2 separate regions of the Homo sapiens genome follow, and region 2 is linked to region 1. A link is an interaction called in ENCODE POLR2A ChIA-PET data of the cell type or tissue named here. Cell type or tissue: Panc1. All regions are shown on one strand.

What was found. Peaks named below come from ENCODE experiments on the same cell type or tissue, not always from the same donor. Only the 100,000 strongest peaks of a DNase experiment are listed, where the experiment ranks them.
Region 2: POLR2A ChIA-PET joins it to region 1 with 5 read pairs; 1 of 35 experiments calls an interaction of 5 or more read pairs at or near these places.

Annotation. Positions count from the first base shown.
Region 1 is chr18:3,301,776-3,309,775 of GRCh38, forward strand. No RefSeq gene overlaps it. Among named protein-coding and RNA genes, the nearest start is that of MYL12-AS1, 43 kb to the left of the region's middle. In Panc1, no CTCF peak of the experiment used is centred here; DNase peaks (open chromatin) are centred at 3,756, 4,229 and 4,476; H3K4me3 peaks cover 1,191 bases; H3K27ac peaks cover 4,266 bases.
Region 2 is chr18:3,511,922-3,519,921 of GRCh38, forward strand. All of the region lies in intron 10 of DLGAP1 (DLG associated protein 1), which reads right to left. Among named protein-coding and RNA genes, the nearest start is that of GAPLINC, 50 kb to the left of the region's middle. In Panc1, no CTCF peak of the experiment used is centred here; a DNase peak (open chromatin) is centred at 283; H3K27ac peaks cover 7,372 bases.

The DNA of each region.
Region 1 (8,000 bases):
AATCTGCAGATTCAATGCAATTTCTATCAAAATACCAACATCTTTTTTTGCAGAGCTAGAAAAAAACCATCCTAAAATTCATATGGAACCAAAAAAAGAGCTCGAATAGCTAACACAATCCTAAGCAAAAAAAAAAAACAAATATGGACGCATCACACTATCCAACCTCAAATTATACTACAAGGCTATAGTAATCCAAACAACATGATACTGGTATAAAAGTAGACACATAGACCAATGGAACAGAATAGAGAACCGAGAAATAAAGCTGAATACTTACAAGTAATTGATCTTTTGACAGAGCATACAAAAACATAAATCAGGGAAAAGACATTCTATTCAATAGATGGTGCTGGGACAACTGGATAGCCACATGTAGAAGAATGAAATGGACCCCTATCTCTCACTATCTACAAACATCAGCTCGAGATGGATAAAAGACTTAAATCTAAGACATGAGGCCAGGCGCGGTGGCTCACGCCTGTAATCCCAGCACTTTGGGAGGCCAAGGCGGGCAGATCACGAGTTCAAAAGATTGAGACCATCCTGGCTAACAAGGTGAAATCCCGTCTCAACTAAAAATACAAAAAGTTAGCCGGGCGTGGTGGCGGGTGCCCGTAGTCCCAGCTACTCGGGAGGCTGAGGCAGGAGAATCACTTGGACCTGGGAGGCGGAGGTTGCAGTGAGCCGAGATCGTGCCATTGCACTCCAACTTGGGCAACAAGAGAGAAACTCTGTCTCAAAAAAAAAAAAAAAATCTGAGACCTGAAACCTGAAACCATAACAATTTTAGAAGAAAACCTAGCTAAAATAAAACCATAACAATTTTAGAAGAAAACCTAGCTAAAATATTTCTGGACATTGGCTTAAACAAAGAATTTATGACTAAGACCCCAAAAGTAAATGCAACAAAAATAAAAATAAATAAATGGCACCTAATTAAACTAAAAAGCTTCTTCACAGGAAAAGAAATAATCATCAAACAGACAACCCATAGAATGGGAGAAAATATTTGCAAACTATGCATCTGACAAAGGACTAATATGCAGAATATACAAGGAACTCAAACAAATTAGCAAGAAAATAAAAACATAATCCCACTAAAAAGTGAACAAGTGACATGAAAAAACATTTCTCAAAAGAAGATACACAAATAGCCAAGAAACATGTGAAAAATGTGCAACATCACTAATCATCAGAGAAATTCAAATTAAAACCACAATGAGATACAACCTTACCCCAGCCAGAATGGCCATTATTAAAAAGTCAAAAAACAATAGATGTTGGTGTGGATATGGCGAAAAAGGAACACTTATATGCTGCTGGTGGGAATGTAAATTAGTACAACCTCTATAAAAACAGTACGGAGATTTACCAAAGTGATCTATTTCTTTTTTTAAAAATGTATTTATCTTAAGAAAAACAGATGGGGGTCTCACTATGTTGCCCAGGCTGGTCATGAACTTGTGGGCTCAAGTGATCCACCCACCTCAGCCTCCGAAAGTGCTGGGATTACAGGCATGAACCACCACACCCATCCAAGTAGATCTATTTCTGTTTTATTTTATTTTATTTCATTTTATTTATTTATTTTTTGAGACAGAATCTCACTCTGTCACCCAGGCTGGAGTGCAATAGCGCAATCTCGGCTCACTGAAACCTCCACCTACCGGGCTCAAGTGATTCTCTTGCCTCAGCCTCCTGAGTAGCTGGGATTACAGGCTTCTGCCTCCACGTCTGGCTAATTTTTGTATTTTTAGTAGAGACAGAGTTTCACCATGTTGGCCAGGCTGGTCTCAAACTCTTGACCTCAGGTGATCTGCCTGCTTCAGCCTCCCAAAGTGCTGCGATTACAGGCGTGAGCCACCGCACCCAGCCCAAGTAGATCTATTTCTAAAAGTGGATCTACCATTTGATCCAGCAATCTGACTACTGGGTATGTACCCAAAGGAAAAGATGTCATTATATCAAAAAGACACCTGCACATATATGTTTATGCAGAACAATTCACAATTGCAAAGATATGGAACCAACCTAAGTGGCCATCAGCCAGTGAGTGGATAAAGAAAATGTGGTATATATACACGAGAGAATACTACTCAGCCATAAAAAAGAAGGAAATAATGTCTTTTGCAGCAACTTGGCTGGAAGTGGAGGTCATTATTCTAAGTGGAGTAACTCAGGAATGGAAAATCAAATACCATATGTTTTCACTTATAAGTAGGAACTAAGCTATAGGTAAGCAAAGGCATACAGAGTGGTAAAACGGATACTAGAGACTCAGAAGGGGAAGTAGGAGGGGGATAAGAGATTTTTTAAAACTACATATTGGGTACAATGTGCACTAATTGGGTGACGAGTACACTAAGATCTCAGACTTAACTATACAATTCATCCATGTAACTGAAAACCACTTGTACCCCAAAAGCTATTGAAATTGTAAAAACTGTATATAAAAAAAAAAATAAAATAAAATCTCAGAATCCAAGCAAAGTCCACACATTGCATCTTATTGAAGGTCTCTTAATCTCTTTTACTTATTTATTTTATAGACAGGATCTGACTCTGTCACCCAGCTTGGAGTGCAGTGGCATGATCATAGCTCACCTCAGTCTCAAACTCCTAGACTTAGCGATCCTGCCGCCTCAGTCTCCCTAGTAGCTGGGACTACAGGTACACATCATCATGTCTGGCTAGTTTTTAAAAATTTTTTGTAGAGATGGGATCTTGTCATGTTGCTCAGGCTGTCTTACCTCTTTTAATCTATTTATTACCTTCTCTCTTTTTCTTTTGGTTGTAATTTATTTGTTGAAGAAATTGGGTGCCTTCTCCAATAGAGTGCTACTTCTCAAATGCTAAAGTGTATACAAACCACCTGGGGATCTTGTTAAAAAGTAGATTCTCCAGCCTGGCCAATGTGGCAAAATCCCGTATCTACTAACAGTATAAAAATTAGCCGGGCGTGGTGGCGGGTGCCTGTAATCCCAGCTACTCAGGAGGCTGAAGCAGGAGGAGTTGGGGGTTGCAGTTGAGCAGTGAGCCGAGATTGCACCACTGCACTCCAGCCTGGGCAACAAGAGCAAGATTGCGTCTCAAAAAATAAATACATAAATAAATTAGTAGATTCTGCTTTAGTGCAGGGATCTGCAGTGGGTCTGAGATGTGGCATTTCTGGCAAGCTCCCAGGTGAGGTGGATGCTGACCATCCATGGACCACACTTAGAGTAGCAAAGTCTAGAGCTGCCTGCAGTCTGCATTCTGATGGTTGCATCATGATGTCATTACCATATTTTTCTGTTCCCTCTAAACTGATGGTTGGATCTTCTGAACTGCATGGAAACAACCTTCTTTTCTGTAACTTTTAATGTTCTTTCCAAAATATACATTTGAACAATTTGGAAGTTTTCCACTGGTATCTTTATAGTTTTTGGTATAAAAGTTATGGTAAGTGCCCTATACAAGTGTACCATTTTTTAGTCTTTTCTGTCATATTTTTACTCTACCTTTTCTATGTTTAGATACACAAATACCTATCATTGTGTTATAGTTGCTGACAGTATTCAGTACAGTAACATACTGTACAGGTTTGTAGCCTAAGAGCAGTAGGATATCACGTATAGCCTATGTGTGTAGGAGGCTAGACCATCTAGGTTTATGTAAGTATACTCTATGACGTTCATACAGTGTCAAAGTTGCCTACCATGTGTTTCACAGAACATGTCCTGTGGTTAAGTGACTCATGGCTGCATTTATTCAGGGCCTAGGGTTTCCGTGCACTCTCATACTTGGCAGGCACTTGGTAGTCTGGATGTGTTTTTTCATTTACCGGCTGAGGCATGAATGCAGCCCGTGCATTTACCTGTGTGCAGGAATGTGGTGTTGGTGCTTTTGTATACCGCACCATTCACATGCCAATTAGGTTGAATTTTCAGATTAATTAGATGAACTTAGAGTTGCCAGGCTCCGGAATAATTGGATATCAGACAAGAAAAATGGAAACAGAATTTGTAAGTGATTTACAAGTTTCAGTACTTTGTTTTCAGTCATGAAGCCAAACTTTACCAAGAAGAGAAAAGATTCAACAGTGGAACATTTGAGCACAGTGGCCAGAGCTTTCTGGGCCGTGGAACCTTGGGCCCCTGACCTTTCAGGCTGGGTTGTCTCTTGTGGCCCTAATGTTTGCAGCAAACCGGTGGCTTGGTTGTAAATTTCATCTTTCTATGGGCTTCAGTCATTCAGAGGGCAAGCACGGACTTCTAAGGATTAGAGGGAGCCTCCTTGTTCAAATGTTTATGTGATTTCCTCTTCCAGCCACAGGTTGCTTCGTACTCACACGCAGCAGATAAGGCTCTGGTTCCTCTCCCTCAGACCTGAGCTCATCGCTTCCTCTGCTCTGTTGCTTCTTGTCTTCTGTCTCCTCTGGCCCTCGCCCAAGGTCAGCCTGCTGCCGAGTGTGTGTTATTGGCATTCCCACACATTTTGAGAAACCCTGTAGTGTTTCCACCGCATTAGGGTATTTAGGTTACAGGAAGAATTGGTGATGTTGAATTGAGGTCTTTTTTCATTACGATTACTCTTCTGTGAGCAGATAGAGTCATACCTGACACCGATCCATTTAAAAATCTGAACAAATTTTACTGATGCTCTAAAAAGTACAGGTTTCTTCTTGAGCCCAAATGACATTTTGTCAGAAATGGAATACCAATTTTATTCACTGGGGAGGTGACTCTGTCCCCCCAAACCCTCCCTATCCTTGTCCCTCCTGATCCACTGGGAAGTCATAAAGTGGCTTCCACAGGCAACTGAAATGCGTTCTGAATCATCCTCTCCGTCCTCTCCCGTGGGGCAGGTAGCAAGAGTAACAGGAAATAACAGGCACATATCAAATCACATTGCTTAGGTTGGAATCTCAGAACTAGGGGAAAATGTAAGTTTCAATTCCTGTCTCATTCCAAAATAAATTCAAGGCAGCATTTCATGTAAAATATAAAGTAAATATATATTACTTTAAATTTTGGACAAAATTGTAAACCCTTTCAAGCCTCATGTTTATCACCTGTAAAATGGAGAAAATACGAGCACACGCTTCACAGGGGTGTTATGAGCAGTGATTATTATAGCTCATGGTAAGCACTTAGCATAGTGTCTGGCTCATTATAAGTGCTCAAGAGACATTAGTCATTCATATTTCTCCAAGTTTCATTGATCAATATTCTGTCTTGCTGCACATTATTATCATTAATTATAAAGTCATTTTGGGTAAAAATTATTTGAATCAAAGATATGATAAATATGATAAGAGAAGACTAAAAACATAATCAATGAACTGAATTAAAGTTTTCATGTCTTTCAATATTATTTAGTCCAATATGTTAAATATGTTCCTTATTCCTTTGTAGCATTTGAATACATCCTAGGTTGCCTGTGCAACGATTGTTGGGTGCCAAAACACAACTAAGTCAATTATCCTGATACAGGAATTGTCATATATTATCATCAGAAGGGCATTTCAGAGGTCTGCTAATCTTTTTCTTTTTTTTAAAGTAAAGGCCTCACACATTCATTACTGAACCCAGCCAACCAATCCCTTCATAGCACACATAGAAAGAAAAAATATATTCCCAATAAAATATGTCCAACTGTCCAGATAGTGGTGGCATTTTCAGCTTGATACGGTAAGATGGTCTGACCTCGGCCCAGCATAAATATGTGTGCCATCTCATGTGCAATTCCTTACAGATCCAGCTTGCTTCTTCTCCAGTGTTTCCTTTTGTAGTGTGCCTGATTCTATTACCAGCTTTCATCTGAATCCACTGGGGAATGGAACGATTTGCTTTAGTTTCTTGACCAGGAATCGCTTAATCCTGAAAGTCTTGTGAGGAGACATGGGGAGAAGCGAAGGCAAGCACACACCACGATGGCAAAGAAAAGTGGTCTGCTAATCTTAATCTTCTATTCAAAATAAAATGTGGCCGCGCGAGGTGGCTCATCCTGTAATCCCAGCACTTTGGGAGGCCAAGGCGGGTGGATCACGAGGGTCAGGAGATCGAGACCATCCTGGTCAACACGGTGAAACCCCGTCTCTACTAAAGTACAAAAAAATTAGCCGGGCATGGTGGCGTGCACCTGTAGTCCCAGCTACGCGGGAGGCCAAGGCAGGGGAAATTTGCTTGAACATGGGAGACGAAGGTTGCAGTGAGCTGAGATCGCACCACTGAACTCCAGCCTGGTGACAGAGCAAGATTCTGTCCAAAAAAAAAAAAAAAAGAAAATGCCACAACAACAAATATTTATTTGATACTAAACAGCAAACTTTCTGATTCTGTGTATCCTGTCCTTCAGCAAGGAATTGCCCTTAGACTTTGTTTTTTGTTTTGTTTTTGAGACTGAGCCTCGCTCTGTCACCCAGGCTGGAGTGCAGTGACGTGATCTCAGCTCACCGCAAGCTCTGCCTCCCTGGTTCACGCCATTCTCCTGCCTCAGCCTCCCGAGTAGCTGGGACTACAGGTGCCCACCACCACGCCCGGCTAATTTTTTTTTGTATTTTTAGTAGAGACAGGGTTTCACCATGTTAGCCAAGATAGTCTCAATCTCCTGACCTCGTGATCCACCCGCCTCGGCCTCCCAAAGTGCTGAGATTACAGGCGTGAGCCACTGTGCCCAGCCGACTTTGTTTTAAAGTAATAAATGCACATGATAAAAACTTCAAAGTAAACAATATGAAATGAAAAGCAAAAGTCTCCCTACCCCAGCCTCGTCTCCACTCCCCAGACATAACCAAGACAATTATTTATCTTTCTAAAAATTTCGTGATGCTTCTACTGGTGTATATTTTGGAAGCTTTGTAGTTCACCTTGGTCTCAATGTTCTGCCATAATCTATCTGGTTTCATATTTGGCCTGGGGTCGACTTAATAGTCAAATGCCAAATTCAGCATCCCCATTCTAGCATTCTCAGGGCATGATCAATTATCACCCAGGTCAGGGGATCTGCAATTCACAGCTCTTCGGTGAAATCTAGTCTCCCTTCTGCTTTTGTAAATATTTATTGCAACTTACCACATTCATTCATTTAGATATATTAAGAATTTTCAAATAGTTAAATAAATAAGGCAATAGACTGGCAGTGCACAGATTAAAATAGTTTGATAACTTAGGCTGGGCACGGTGGCTCACGCCTGTAATCCCAGCATTTTGGGAGGCCGAGGCGGGCGGATCACGAGGTCAGGAGATCGAGACCATCCTGGCTAACACAGTGAAACCCCATCTCTACTAAAAATACAAAAAATTAGCCGGGCGTGGTGGTGGGCGCCTGTAGTCCCAGCTACTCGGGAGGCTGAGGCAGGAGAATGGCGTGAACCCGTGAGGCAGTGCTTGCAGTGAGCCGAGATCGTGCCACTGCACTCCAGCCTGGGAGACAGAGCGAGACTCTGTCTCAAAAAAAAAAAAAATAGTTTGATAACTTTAAGAAAAAATCCAACACTTTTTTGAGTCCACAAGTGTTTATAAAAAGTATTAATAAAAGGAAGAATAATTGAGATCAGAGAGTATCAAAATTCAAATTTCTGTAGACTTGTTTGGTGAATTAGGTAAGCCAAATACACCTTAAGAGTTTTATTTAGTTATTTGGTATTTAATATTTTCTTAGTTTTATTGGTTGTTTTTTAAAAACTATATTTATGTAACTTTTATTTTAGCCAAACAGTAACTTTATATTTTCCACAAATGAATTGCATGTTTTATTTTTTCACTTGTGGGGTTGTGCTCTGCTTCAAAATTATATTTAAAATTTACTTCAAAATTATATTTTAAAATTTCACATTTCACACAAAATTTTCAACCATTTTGATTACTTTATATTTTACATGAAACACTGCCTTGAATTTATTTTGAAATAAGACAGGAATTGAAATATGTTTTTCCTTAAATGGTTAACCAATTGAACCAACACCACTTATTCAGTAATTACTCTTGTCCCACAGATGTTTATCATCTAAAAAT
Region 2 (8,000 bases), 210 kb after region 1:
GGTCATTTTGAGTGTTAGACTGGGGCAATCTCACCAGCACAGTAGCACCCATAGTCAACATCAGCAGATTTTCTCTGAAAGTTAGAATGGGGGTTTTAAAGCTCTATGGGTGTTGAGTTGATCTCTTTCACATTCTGGTCATGCTTTTTTTTTTTTTACAGATTGTTCAACCCAGATGTGGTTAACAGTTTTTGCCACCCATCTCCCTTAGGGCACATTCAAATGCATCTTACAGAATAATTTTCTCTGCTGTGTCAGCCAGGCAAGCCGTTTAACCATGACTCATACCATCTATTTGTGTAATACTTAATCAGATAATAAGCCTTGTATTGCTGGGCAGTTCTTTTTACATAAGTAAATCTAGCCTCCCCAGACACCGTATAGGCACCTGATGGTGAGGCTTATAGACTCCTCCCTTTCCTTTCTTTCCCCAGCTACTCTGTTAATCTGTCCCTCAGTGGAAGTACAAAACAAAACAGAAAATGCAGTTGAATGGGATTCTTCCTATTTAAGAAGTAAGCACTCTTTATAAACTCCCCCACTTATAATTCTTCAAACCTCTCACCCCACAACAGATATTTAAGAAGACCCACAATAGAGAGTACAGGCCTGGGTTAGTGAATCACATAAAGTCAGGAGGAACTTTTGGGAGGCCTTTGTGAACATGTGTTTACTTAAATTATCATCACTTAGTATTTCAAAACTCACAAACAGGCATCTAATTAGATCCTCGCAGGACCCTGTGAGGCAGAGCAGATAACTTCATTTGAAAAAACTTGTACTCAAACTACAAAGTTTCTTCCCCACGGACATCTGCTGTGGCCAATCCCCGTCTTCTGACCCCAGTCTATTTGGGCTCTCTTCTCTCTAACACTCGCAGAAAATTGCGTCTGAATCTACTTAAGTGGAAGCTATCCGAGTGTGATTTCCTTCTTTTTTTTCTTTACTGTGGTAAGAACACTTAACATGAAATCTACCCTCTTAACAAATATTTAAGTGCACAATATAGTTTTGTTAATGGTGGCGCAGCGTTGTACAGCAGATCTCGAGAACTTATTCACCTTGCATAACTTTAGATCCACTGGACAGCAATTCCCCTTTCCCTTTCCCTCTCCCTCTACATCATGGCACCCACCGTTCCACTCTCTGTTTCCTGAGTTTTGACTATTTTAAGATACATCATATAAGCAGAATCATGCAGCATTTGTTCTCCAGTGACTGGCTTATTCCACTTAGCATATAGTCCTCCAGGCTCATCCATGTTGTTGCATATGGCAGAATTTCCTTCTTTTTCAAAGCTGAATAATATTTCATTGTATGTTTATACCACATTCCATTTATCCACTGAGTGTGATTTCTGTTTATTTATGTGTTTATTTATTTATGAATGAGGTCTCACTGTGTTGTCCAGGCTGGAGGACAGTGGCTATTCATAGGCATGAACATGGGGTCCTATAGCCCTGAACTCCTTGCCACAGCCTTCTGAGCAGCTGGGACTGCAGGCATGCACCACTATGCCAGGCTGCATGTAATTTCTTTATCAACATTTCCCAGCCAGTGCCAATGGATAGGGGTGAGTGGCATAATAAGTCAGTGGGAGAGTTGGAAGAAATTCGCCAAGCCTGATCACTGTCCCACATTAGGAAGCAAGAGCAAAGCACATCCATCTACCTGAAGTGACTGGCAGGCAAGGCAATTTCAATCCTGAACAGAAAAGAGGAACCAGGGACACCTTGAAAGAGATGGTGGGTGTTTCAAGCTCTTTTTTTCTTTTACAGATTATGTGTCATAATGAGAAGCAGAGAACAACTATGTTGGCTGTGGGAAAGGGGAGTCTTTTATGCAATCTATGATTTGAAATCTCCTGACTACATTCAAAGACCCAGCCATTTAGAAGAGAGCATACCTCCTCTTTCCCACTGACCTCTGTGGGATAGGTTGTTATTTTGAGAAAAGGAGGTAGTATAAGAGGCACAAGGATGAAGAGAAAAAACACTTTCCTTTAACCCTCCCAGTGGGTCTATGGCAAAGCTGCAAGGAGTTTCAGTGTGCTGGTGATCTTTTTGCTGAGTTAAAATCAGGATTACAAATCCTTAAGCATAATTAGCATATGCATCCTTTCCTATTTCAAGAGGAGTTAGGTCTCTAGAACTAAAAAGGCAGACGTGCTCATTTCTCTGACTGCTTCTTTTTTTTTTTTTTGAGACAAGAGTCTCACTCTGTCACCCAGGCTGGAGTGCAGTGGCACGATCTCGGCTCACTGCAACCTCCAACTCCCGAGTTCAAGTGATTCTCCTGCCTCAGCCTCCCGAGTAGCTGGGATTACAGGCATGAGCCACTGTGCCCTGCCTCTCTGACTGCTTCTAATTCTTACATGATGCTACACCTAACTCCACGATCATCAGACCTTACTTTAAGGCCTCAGAAACAGAGAAGAATAGACATATTTCTTATACCCTCAAAGTAGGTTCCCTGAAGCCTGGATACGACAGACACCCCTGCAATGGATTACCTCTGACTGGCTCCCCGTGGTGAAGGTTACTACGGTAGATATGCTACATAGAACTCGTCACATTTTTCTGCCACCTACACTATAATTCACCTAGTATGTTTCATTTTAGTCTAACTTTCTCTCTGGGCAATACAGGCATGCCTCAGACATATTGTGGGTTTAGTTCCAGACCACTACAATAAATGAATATCACAATAAAGTGAGTCACATGAATTTTTTGTTTCCCAGTGCATATAAAAGTTATGTTTACACTATACTGTAGTCTGTTAAGTGTGTCATAGCATAATGTCACAAAAAAGTACCTAATACTTTATTGCTAAAAAATGCTAATGGTAATCTGAGCCATCAGCAAGTCATAATCTTCTTGCGGAGGGAGGGTCTTGCCTCGATGTGGATGGCTGCTGTGATCAAGGTGGTAGTTGCTAAAGGTAGGGGTGGCTGTGGCAATGTCTCTTTTTAAAATAAATTTTTTTTTCACTTTGTATTTTTTGTAGAGACAGGATCTCGCTATGTTGCCCAGGCTGGTCTCAAGCTTCTGGCCTCAAGCGATCCACTCATCTTGGACTCCCAAACTGCTGACATTACAGGCATGAGTCACTGCCCCGGCTGGCTGTGACAATTTTAAAAATAAGACAACAATGAAGTTTGCCACATCAATTGACTTTTCCTTTCATGAAAGGTTTCTCTGTTGCGTGCAATATTTGTTTGACAGCATTTTACCCACAGTAAAACTTTTTTCAAAATTGGAGTCAAGGGGCCGGGCGCGGTGGCTCACGCCTGTAATCCCAGCACTTTGGGAGGCCAAGGTGGGTGGATCACGAGGTCAGGAGATCGAGCCCATCCTGGCTAACACGGTGAAACCCCGTCTCTGCTAAAAAATAGAAAAAATTAGCCAGGCGTGGTGGCGGGCACTGTAGACCCAGCTACTCAGGAGGCTGAGGCAGGAGAATGGCTTGAACCCAGGAGGCGGAGCTTGAGTGAGCCAAGATCATGCCACTGCACTCCAGCCTGGGCAACAGAGCGAGATTCCATCTCAAAAAAAAAAAAAAAAAATTGGAGTCAAGGCTGGGCGTGGTGGCTCACGCCTGTAATCCCAGCACTTTGGGAGGCCAAGATAGGAGGATTGCTTGAGCCCAGGAGTTCGAGACCAGCCTAGGCAACATGGCAAAACCCCATCTCTACTAAAAATACGAAAAATTAGTCGGCCTGGTGGCACATCCCTGAAGTCCCAGCTACTCAGGAGGCTGAGTTGGGAGGATCACCTGAGCCTGGGAAGTTGAGTCTGCAGTGAGCCGTGATTGTGCCACCGCACTCCAATCTGGGCAACAGAGGAGACCCTGTCTCAAAAAAAAAAAAAAAAAAAAAAGGGAGTCAAAATCCTCTCGAAGCTTACCACTATATTATCAACTAAGTTGATGTAATATTCTAAAGCCTTTGTGGTCATTTCAACAGTGTTCGCAGCATCTTCACCAAGAGTAGATTCCATCTCAAGAAACTACTTTCTTGGCTCATCCATAAGAAGTAACTACTCCTCTGTTCAAGTTTGATCATGAAATTATAGCAATTCAGTCACATTTACAGGCTTCACTTCGCATTCTAGTTCTCTTGCACTTTTTACCACATCTGCAGTTTCTTCCTCCACTGAAGTCTTGAACCCCTCAGTCATCCACGAAGGTTGGAATCAACCTCTAAACTCCTGCTAATGTTGATATTTTGACCTTTTCCCATGAATCATAAATGTTCTTAATGGCGTCTAGAATGGTGATTCCTTTCCAGAAGTTTTTCTTTTTTTTTTAATTTTTAAATTATTTTTTCAAATTTTTTTGGGTGCACGGTGTATAAATTTATGGGGTACAGGAGATGTTTTGATACAGGCATGCACTGTGAAGTAAGCACATCATGGAGAATGGGGTATCCATCCCCTCAAGCAATCCCCTCAAGCATTTATCCTTTGGATTACAAATAATCCTCCAGAAGGTTTTCAATGGACTTTGCCCAGGTCCATCAGAGGACTCACTATCTATGGCAGATATAGCCTTATGGAATGTATTTTTAACTAAGAAGACTTGCAAGTCCAAATGACTCTTTGATCCGTAGGCTGTGGAATGGATGTCGTATTCCTCTGTTTTCACGCTACTGATAAAGACATACCTGAGACTAGGTAATTCATAAAACAGCGATGCTTAATGGACTCACAGTTCCACATGGCTGGGGAGGCTTCAGTCATGGTGGAAGATGAAAGGCACGTCTTACATGGTGGTAGACAAGAGAGAATGATGATAGACAAGCGAAAGGGGAAACGCCTTATAAAATCATCAGATCTCATAAGACTTATTCACTACCATGAGAACAGTATAGGGGAACCACCCCCATGATTTAATCATCTCCCATCAGGTCCCTCCCACAACATATGGGAATTATGGAGGCTACAGTTCAAGATGAGATTTGGATGGGGACACAGCCAAACCAAATCAGATGTCATGTTTGCAGGCATGAAAACAACTTTCATCTCCATGTACATCTCTATCAGAGCTCTTGGTTGACTAGGTGCATTGTCAGTGAGCAGCAATATTTTGGAAGAAATCTTTTTTTCTGAGCCATAGGTCTCAACAGTAGGCTTAAAGTGTACAGTAAACCATGCTGTGAATAGAGATACTCTCATCTAGGCTCTGTTGTTCTACTTATAGAGCACACTTTATAAGAGCACACAAATTTAGCATAATTTTTAAGGGCCGTAGGCTTTTCAGAATGGTAAATGAGCTTTGGCTTCGACTTCAAGTCACCAGGTGCCTGAGCCCCTAACAAGAGAGTGAGCCTGTCCTTTGAAGCTATGAAAGACCTACATGGCATCTCCTGCCAATAGAAGGCTGTTTTGTCTACATTGAAAATCTGTTGTTTAGTGTAATCATCTTCATCAATGATCTTAGCTAGATCTTCTGGATAACTTACTGCAGCTTCTCCATCATCACTAGGAATTCACCTTGCATTATATTACAGAGACAGTTTCTTTCTTTAAACTCCATGAACCAACGATTGCTAGCTTCAAACTTTTCTTCTTCAGCTTCCTCACCTCTCTCAGCTTTCATAGAATTGAAGAGAGTTGGCCGGGCGCGGTGGCTCATGCCTGTAATCCCAGCACTTTGGGAGGCTGAGGCGGGTGGGTTACCTGAGGTCAGGAGGTCGAGACAAGCCTGACCAACATGGTGAAACCAAGTCTCTACTAAAAATACAAAATTAGTCAGGCACGGTGGCGCATGCCTGTAATCCCAGCTACTCAGGAGGCTGAGGCAGGAGAATCACTTGAACCCGGGAGGCAGAGGTTGCAGTGAGCCGAGATCGTGCCATTGCACTCCAGCCTGGGCAACAAGAGAGAAACTCTGTCTCGGAAAAAAAAAAAAAAGAAGAGAGTCACAATGTGTCTCTGATTAAGCTTTGGCTTAAGGGAATGTTGTGCCTGGTTTGTTCTTCTCTCCAGACCACTCAAACTTCATCCATATCAACAAAAAGGCTGTTTCGCTTCCTTATCATTTGTATGTTCACTTGGGTAGCACTTTTCATTTCCTTCAAGAAGTTTTCCTTTGTATTCACAACTTGGCTATCTGGCACAAAAAGCCTAGCTTCTGGCTTATTTTGACTTTTGACATGCCTTCCTAACTAAGCTTAATCATTTATTGCTTTTGATTAAAAGTGACAGATTGTAACTCTTCATTTGAACACATAGAGGCCATTATTGGGTTATTAATTGGCCTAATTTGAATATTATTGTGACTCAAGGCATAGGAAGGCCTGAGGAGAGGGAGAGAGATGGGAATGGCAGGTCGGTGGAGCAGTCAGAACATAAACACCATTTATTGATTAAGTTCACAGTCTTATATGGGCACGGTTCATGGAGCTCCAAAACAATTACAATAGTAACATCAAGGATCACTGATCACAAATCACCATAGCAGATAGAATAATAATGAAAACACTTGAAATATTGTGAGAATTACCAAAGTCTGACACAAAAACAGAAAATGAGCATATGCTTTTGAAAAGATGGTGCTGGTAGACTTGGTCAACTCAGGGTTGCCACAAACCTTCAATTTGTTTAAAAAAAAAAAAAAGCAGTGTCTTCAAAGTGCAATAAAGCAATGCCAATAAAATGAGGTACACCTGTGTGTGGGAAAAAGTGTAGGTGTGGGGTCAGGAACAATCAGCTCACCAATTACCAGCTATTGATCTTGGGAAAGTTGATCAGACTCAGACTCTTTTTCCTTTAATGGCCATAATATCATCTCCATAGCATTGCTGATTACTTAATGGAATAATATAGGTAAACGTGAGAATGCAGTAGGAATTCTAACTCCTATAACTGATCTACATTCTTTAGTTCTTGGGCATTTACCTAAAAGGTGGCAGTATCCAAAAAAGGACATGATTTCTCCTGCAAATCTTCACACTCCAACCTCCCTCCCCAGTAGTGTGGACTAATTTGATGTCCTTTTTTGCTGACTTTAATTCAGGCAGATTTTCACAAGTGTCACTGATTGGTGAATAATTTCTTTTTTTATGAGTATAAGAAATCCATAACAATTTTTCAGGGGCTCAGATTTTAGTGCCTCTCTGTATAATCTAGCACAGTTTCCCCCAGCCATCAGAGCTAGAACAGTGGCCAACTGGCTGCTGGGTGACAGACACACAGAGGAGACAGGACCTTAAAGCACACTGGACATTCAATCAGAGCCTTGCTCGGAAAACAGACTCACTGCAAAACGAAGGGTCAGAGCCCACCTTAAGAATGGCAGCTTCTATGGCAAAACAAGGTCCACCTTCAGGTACAGAGATGATGGCAGATAAACCCCACTAGCCTGTACAGCTATAGTCCCATCGTATTTTCCAGATTGTGCTTAGCCATGTGACTTGATGACACCATAAACCAATGGTCCCCAAACTTGGCTGATCCTTCACTGCTGCCCGTTAGTCCTTTGCAATGTATTTGGTTACCTCCCTCTCTAACTCTAATTTCCTGAATCTTATCCATTCTCAACTCAACCCCTATTCCCTCATCTTCAACAACCTTGCCTCCTATGAGATGAAAATGGAGGGAATCAGGCATGAACACTGCTGTGATTTGGATGATAGTGTCTCCTCCAAAATATATGTTGAAACTGAATCCCCAAGGCAATAACAATAAGCGGTGGGGCATTAGGAGGTGATTAAGTCATGAGAGCTCGGCTGTCCTGAATGAGGTTAGTGCCTTTATTAAAGGACTCAAGGTTGAAGGGACCGCCTCTTGCCCTTCTGACCCTACTGCCATGCAAGGACACAGGGTTTGTCCCCTCTGGAGGATGCAGCAACAGGCCTCATCTTGGAAGCAGAGAGCAGCCCTCACCAGACACACAACCTGCTGGCACCTTGATCTTGGATTTCTCCGCAACTAGAGTAATGAGAAGTAAATTTGTATTATTTAAAAATTACCCAGTCTTGAGCATTAGGACAAATACCT